Linked DNA regions of Homo sapiens: region 1 is linked to region 2. The links are chromatin contacts, found by Hi-C or POLR2A ChIA-PET in ENCODE. All regions are on one chromosome and are shown on one strand. Each heading gives the region's core, a stretch centred on a gene start or an enhancer-like site at or near the end of the contact. The rest is flanking DNA. Distances are from core to core; before and after follow the strand shown. Region 1 has its middle 28 kb from the start of SPATA45. Region 2 has its middle 4.8 kb from the start of LINC02771.

Region 1 (3,367 bases), core at 422-2,921, 340 kb after region 2:
TCTAAGTAGAGACACTACCCAAGGACAGTGTGTTCCTCCTGCTTTCTGAGGACTTACTACTCTCTAACAGAGTAGTTCTAATAAACTTTCTTCCTTCACTGTGCTCTGTGACTCCTCTCCAGTTCTTCCCTGTGCTAGACCCAAGGACTGGCTCTTGGAGTCTCTTTTCCAGCAACACTATAGCAATGTAGAACAAAGTACTATAAACCAGTTCGTTGACACTTTCACATATTCCTTTTGACTATAGCTACCTGTGTATGTGTTTTCCATCTTTAGAAATTGCAAGCCTTTTGAGAACAAACCAATTTTAGTTTGTTTTTGCATCTTCTACATAGTCTGAAACAAGGCCTGCAATATGATATGCTCTCAATTTTTTTTTTTTTTTTTTTGAGACAGAGTCTCACGCTGTCACCCAGGCTGGAGGGCAGTGGTGCAATCTCGGCTCACTGCAACCTCCGCTTCCCGAGTTCAAGCGATTCTCCTGCCTCAGCCTCCCAAGTGGCTGCTATTACAGGTGCCCGCCACCACAACCAGCTAATTTTTTTGTATTTTTAGTAGAGACGGGGTTTCACCATGTTGTCCAGGCTGGTCTCGAACTCCTGACCTCGTGATCCGCCCTCCTCGGCCTCCCAAAGTGCTGGGATTACAGGTGTGAGCCACCATGCTCAGCCTCAAATATTTTTAAATTAGTGAATGGAGGCAGTAAGTCTTAAACTGACTGCAATAGAGAAAAATATTTATCTTTCAATCTGCAATGGCTATTGGATATCACATACCTTTCCACATTTTTTTTTTTAAATGAGTCCCACTCTGTAGCCCAGGCTGGAGTGCAGTGGCACGATCTCGGCTCACTGCAACCTCTACCTCCTGGGTTCAAGTGATTCTCTTGCCCCAGCCTCCTGAGTAGCTGGGATGACAGGCACCCGCCACCACGCCCGGCTTATTTTTTGTATTTTTAGTGGAGATAGGGTTTCGCCATGTTGACCAGGCAGGTCTTGAACTCCTGATCTCAGGTGATCCACCTGCCTCAGCCTCCCAAAGTGCTGGGATTACAAGTGTGAGCCACCGAGCCCAGCCTCCTTTCCACAGTTTTTTGAGAAACATATTTTTCTCCTTTAACTTATAAATCTACTAAATACCATCCAGAGATTTCCTAATGTTGAACCATTCTGAAAAATAGGAATAAACTCTTTTGGCCTGGAACAAGTCTTTCTGCATTCTATAGGAACACCCTCTCCCCTCAACTGAAAGGCAAAAAGAGATCTGCCACCTCCCTCGCCACACTGCCGCAGCATATGGTGACCTTCCTTACTAAAGGAAATGGTTTGTATTCTAGCTCCTTTTTTTTCTTTTCTTTCTTTCTTTCTTTTTTTTCTTTTAATTTTTTTTTTTTAGGTTAGAGCAGAAGTTTAATAAGCAAAAGGAAGAAAGCTGTCTGGATGAGAGAGGGGTCCCAGAAAGATGGGTTGCCCTCTTATTCTAGCTCTTGTCTTTATTTGAGTAAGAATCAGATGAAATTGTCTTATTCTTTAAAGAATTGTTATCGGCTCTTTTCTTTCATTATTTTGTAACTAAGAGTTCATTTAATCACCTTGCTGCTTGCTCTTTATCTCTGGTTCACTATTTTCCTGTCGTAATCCCCTCCGTACTTTGCTGTTGCACATTTCCTTCCCCTCTCCAAGCCCGCCTTCTAAACTAAACATGAAGGGGAATCCCGTTTTTGCATGGTCAAGCTTCACTCATACTTCAGAGTTTAATTTCTTGCCTTTGCCCTTTCTTGCCCTTTTGTGCTTTTGACAGAATACTTCAAAGCAGCATATGTAAATTTTCATTTCATTTATAGGATCTGAGTAACTTAGAAAGGGTTTCCAGAGACTGTTCTATGCTTGTTAGAGCTTAGCTTTTCAAGCATAGGCAAATCTCACTGTCCTTTATAAATTATGACAACGTCAGTACTGATGATTACAGAGTCAGTAAAAAAGATAAAATGGAAAGAGATGAGATAATTCAAAGATTACCAGTGCTACAAGTTTAAACATAGGACTCTAAGCAAAAATATCCTAATAGGACCTCCTGAAACCCTTCCTCTTTGGCTAATTCTGAAACACACATATCTCCAAAAAAGATGACTTCTTTAGTGAGCATTCCTGTAATTCATGAAAATCTGTAGTATTTATGCCTTAGGTATTAAAAATGGTGCAAATAACTTCTCATTTCTCAGTTTAGTAGTTTAAGTTATACATATTGAGGCTAGGCACAGTGGCTCACGCCTGTAATCCCAGCACTTTGGGAGGCTGAGGCAGGTGGATCTCTTGAGGTCAGGAGTTCAAGAGCAGCCTGGCCAACATGGCGAAACCCTGCCTCTACTAAAAACACAAAAATTAGCTGGTCTTTGTGGCATGCACCTGTGGTCCCAGCTACTCAAGAGGCTGAAGGAGGAGAATCACTTCAACCCAGGAGGTGGAGGTTGCAGTGAGCTGAGATTGTGCCACTGCACTCCAGCCTGGGCAACAAGGCGAGATTCAGTCTCAAAAAAAAGTTGTACATGTTGAGAACCTTGCCTAGCATGTAAGAACAGAAAGTGTTAAGAGCCTAATGTGTGTACAAGACTTTTCTGTGGATTACTTCTGAGGCTCAAGTAATTTAACTAAATTGTATAAATTCTCACAGCTAATGTGTGATACATTTAGAACTATAATACCCTGACTTCCATCCCAGCACTGTTTTCCAAATATCAAATGCCTCCCAGTCTGCCATCTACATGAGCTTAAGTGACATCCTTCACAGGCCATCCTTAGAGTATTGCAAATCAGGAACTCTGAATTGGGGGGCTGGCCTCTGAGTGTACAGGCAATAACTGAGGGAAGTATTAGGGAGGGAGAAGGGATCTTGCGGTTCACATGGATGGACGTTAGACAGGTTTGTTGTTTTTGTTTTGTTTTGTTTTGTTTTTGGTCATCCCATATGTGAGTTCCCTTTGTGTGGGGAATGCCTCACCTTATTAAGCAAACCTGCTTCCCACTATAGAAGTTAAAACTGCCAAGTAATCACTTTCCAGCCCCTCTTGCAACCAGGACACTGATTTTAAAAAGCCAGTACTGAGCTTACTCCATGCTTACAAGTGTGGGTAGTGTGGCAGGGATTTTAATGGCAATATTCTGAGGCTAGCTTGCAGAAGGTGGCAGTGTGTTAGCCACACAGTCTATGCCCAGTGTCTGTGGCAGTGGAGTCTCTATGGTTCTTGTACACTGGCTTGAGTTTGTTTTGTCATCCCTCCTGGAAATTTTATGAACTATTCAATATCCTTCAGTAAATTCCTTTTCTGCTTAAATTAGCCAAATTTGGCTGGGCACAGTGGCTTGTGCCT
Region 2 (3,869 bases), core at 331-2,830:
GGTATACATGTACCATATTGGTTTGCTGCACCCATCAACTTGTCATTTACATTCGGTATATCTCCTAATGCTATCCCTCCCCCAGCCCCCAACCCCCTGACAGGCCCTGGTGTGTGATGTTCCCCCGCCCTGTGTCCAAGTGTTCTCATTGTTGAGTTCCCACCTATGAGTGAGAACATGCGGTGTTTGGTTTTCTGTCCTTGTGATAGTTTGCTGAGAATGATGGTTTCCAGCTTCATCCATGTCCCTGCAAAGGACATGAACTCATTCTTTTTCATGGCTGCATAGTATTCCATGGTGTATATGTGCCACATTTTCTTTAACCAGTCTATCATTGATGGACATTTGGGTTGGCTCCAAGTCTTTGCTATTGTGAATAGTGCCACAATAAACATACGTGTGCATGTGTCTTTATAGTAGCATGATTTATAATCCTTTGGGTATATACCCAGTAATGAGATTGCTGGGTCAAATGGTCTTTCAAGTTCTAGATCCTTGAGGAATTGCCACACTGTCTTCCACAATGGTTGAACTGATTTACACCAACAGTGTAAAAGCATTCCTATTTCTCCACATCCTCTCCAGCATCTCATCTGTTGTTTCCTGACTTTTTAATGATCGCCATACTAACTGGCGTGAGATGGTATCTCATTGTGGTTTTGATTTGCATTTCTCTAATGACCAGTGATGATGAGCATTTTTTCCTGCGTGTTGGCCACATAAATGTCTTCTTTTGAGACGTATCTGTTCCATATCCTTTGCCCACTTTTTGATGGGGTTTTTTTTTTCTCATAAATTTGTTTAAGTTCTTTGTAGATTCTGGATATTAGCCCATTGTCAGATGGGTAGATTGCAAAAATTTTCTCCCATTCTGTAGGTTGCCTGTTCACTCAGATGGTAGTTTCTTTTGCTGTGCAGAAGCTCTTTAGTTTAATTAGATCCCATTTGTCTATTTTGGCTTTTGTTGCCATTGCTTTTGGTGTTTTAGTCATGAAATCCTTGCCCATGCCTATATCCTGAATGGTATTGCCTAGGTTTTCTTCTAGGGTTTTTATGGTTTTAGGCCTTACATTTAAGTCTTTAATCCATCTTGAATTAATTTTTGTGTAAGGTGTAAGGAAAGGATCCAGTTTCAGCTTTGTACATATGATTAGCCAGTTTTCCCAGCACCATTTATTAAATAGGGAATCCTTTCCCCATTTCTTTTTTATTTTTCAGGTTTGTTAAAGATCAGACGGTTGTAGATGTGTGGTGTTATTTCTGAGGCTTCTGTTCTGTTCCACTGGTCTCAGGCCCATTCTTCACCACCCTCTTCACACCCTAGCTTCTGGTCCTACCAAATAATTTGCATTCTCTGACGGTGCAATATAATCTCAAGTCTCCATGGTTTTGCCCATGTCATTCCCTGCACCTTGCCTGTCACAGCCCTGCCAGCTGGTCTGGCCCCATTATAAAGACTTATGACGCTCAGTGGAAGCACTGTGTCCTCTGACCTGTAGAGCCGGGAGCTTCTCCTCTGTGCTCCCACTTGCTCTGACATTATTCTGAGGAGGAAAGCTGAAAGGCTTGCCCGGCTTCTGGACTCTGGCCACTAGAGAGCAGTAGAGGGTAGACAAGCATCTGGCCTGGGAAACCCCAGACCTGCTCTTCTTGCTCTGTCCTTCCAGACACCGCCACATCTCACTCCCGGAATCTGCACAGCCCCTTTGTGGGTCTCTTGGCATCTGCCACGCCATCTTCACTTTTATGCGCAGAGCTGGCCAACCAAGGGCACTGTTAAAAAATAAAATTTCAACATAGTGAAACAAGTAATTGGCTTTCCTTTTTTTTTTTTTTTTTTTTGAGACAGGGTCTTGCCCTGTCATCCAGGCTGGAGTTGCAGTGGTGCGATCTCGGCTCACCGCAGCCTTGACCTCCCAGGCTCAAGCGATCCTCCCACCTTAGCCTCCAGAGTAGCTGGGACTACAGATGCGCACCATAAAGCTGAGCTATTTCTTTTGTAAAAGAAGGGGTTACACCATGTTGCCCAGGCTGGTCTTGTGCTCAAGTGATCTGCCAGCCTTGGCTTCTCAAAGTGCTGGAATTACAGGCATGAGCCACCACACCCAACCTTTTTTTTTTTTTTAATTGAGACAAAGTCTCACTCTGTTGTCCAGGCTGCAGTGCAATGGGGCAATCATAGCTCACTACAGTCTTGAACTCCTGGGCTTAAGTGATCCTCTTGCCTCAGCCTCCTGAGTAGCTGGGACTGCGGGCATGCACCACTGTGCCTAGCCCTACTTGGCTTTTATTAGTGATCCAGGAATCAGACAGCATATCTTCCAAAATAGAGGGAGTTCCACTCGGCACGACAGATCCATTGTAAGGTAGCTTGAGCAGGAACAAGGAAACAGAATACCACAAAAAAGCAGATGAGTTAACGTCAGGTTGCTTTCCTTATAAGGGTTAAAGGAAAGAGGACTATCTTATCGTGCCAGCTCAGGTTTACTGGGCCCTTTCCAATTGGTTGCCATAAATCTCCTATTTTTAGGAAAACATGATCTGTTAGGGGATTTTCCTGCTTCATAAAGTTTCAGTTTGATTATGCAGCACTTAGCACGAGTGACTCCATTTTGGCTTGGTCTGTTGGGGCCTAGTGTAGGACCTCAGTCCAAAACAATGGGCTCCTATAAATTTTATTTAACATCACCACGGAGTGGGGCAGTGAGTGAGAGGGGTGAAGTGTGACAACCTATAGATTGTATCTGTGAGTGCTCTTGCTGCAAACGGCAGGAACTCACTCTGGCTAACTCAAGCTAAGAACGAGCTTATGAGAAAGAATATTGGATGGTTTACAGGATTGATTCGTGTCTGGCAAACCAGGTTCGGGAAAATGGGCAGGGAACACCCTGAAGGCCAGGTAGCTAAGAACCTAGTCACAGCCGCTCAGCCTCGGGGTCAGGATGCCTGTGTGAATTCTGCTACCAGTTACCATGGACTGCTGGACTCTCGACCCCACTGCCATGGCTTGACCTCCCAGACTCAAGCAATCCTTCCACCTTAGTGTTCTGAGTAGCTGGGACTACAGGTGTGCACCGTCTCTAATTACCTGTCTCTCCCTCAAGAGTCAAAGCCCCCAGCCTGAGCATCCCACGGGCTGAGCCTGGGTCAAACATGGGCCCTAGAAGACTGTCTGCTTCCTGTCGAGACCACCCCCTGGAGGACTCCTCCACATAGGAAGGACTCAAATGTAAGCAGACAAAAATCAACAGATGTCCTCTGCGGGATTCACCGGTTTCCTCTCTAGAATGAGCTCATTCTGGAAGGCACTCAGGAGTTCATCTGAGTATCCAAGAAGTCCTTTTGCTGCTTTGTTGGGGTGAGGGGAGTGAAGACAGAGAGGTGTGTCAGTTGCCCCGTCATCTCCAGCACTGGTTCCCGCAGAAGTCACCAGTATCCACCCAACAGAACCAGGATGAATGGTTTGAGTGTGGTCATTCCTCACAGAAGGAATGGGCTGGGGAGCAGGAAGGGGAAAGCAAGGCAGCTGCAGTTTTATAATGTGCCTGCCCAGGACAGGCGGCCATCCATCAGGGAGAAGGAGGACCTCTGTGGAAACAGAGTATGAAGCAATCTGTTTCACTTGAAGTGATTGTGTGAACTGATATAGTTGTTTGTCATAAATGTTGGCTATGTATGGAGTTATTCTGACCCTTAGAAAACACTCCATCCAGGCGTAGTGGCTCACGCCTGTAATCCCAGCTACTCCGGAAGCTGAGGTGGGAGGATCGCTTGAGCCCAGGAGGTCGAGGCTGCAGTGAGCTGAGATCGCATCACTGAGCTCTAGCCTGGGTGACAGAGTGAACCCCTGTCTCAGGAAAAAAAAGAAA

The links. A loop is a pair of places that touch in the nucleus more often than their neighbours do. ChIA-PET counts read pairs that join two places held with the same protein, here RNA polymerase II (POLR2A). Pooled maps may share reads with other maps.
Region 1: a loop to region 2 is called in a pooled map, with 2.8 times the contacts of the local background. The contact joins two enhancer-like sites. A Hi-C loop is called at or near these places in 2 of 50 pooled maps. POLR2A ChIA-PET finds 5 or more read pairs at or near these places in 5 of 52 experiments (GM10248, OCI-LY7, activated CD8-positive, alpha-beta T cell and 2 more).

The regions. Positions count from the first base shown.
Region 1 is chr1:212,818,125-212,821,491 of GRCh38, forward strand. No RefSeq gene overlaps it. Among named protein-coding and RNA genes, the nearest start is that of SPATA45, 28 kb to the right of the region's middle. Within about 2 kb of position 1,672, at least 2 of the 41 ENCODE cell types and tissues checked have a DNase peak (open chromatin) inside an H3K27ac peak, as active enhancers do.
Region 2 is chr1:212,475,736-212,479,604 of GRCh38, forward strand. No RefSeq gene overlaps it. Among named protein-coding and RNA genes, the nearest start is that of LINC02771, 4.8 kb to the left of the region's middle. Within about 2 kb of position 1,581, at least 3 of the 41 ENCODE cell types and tissues checked have a DNase peak (open chromatin) inside an H3K27ac peak, as active enhancers do.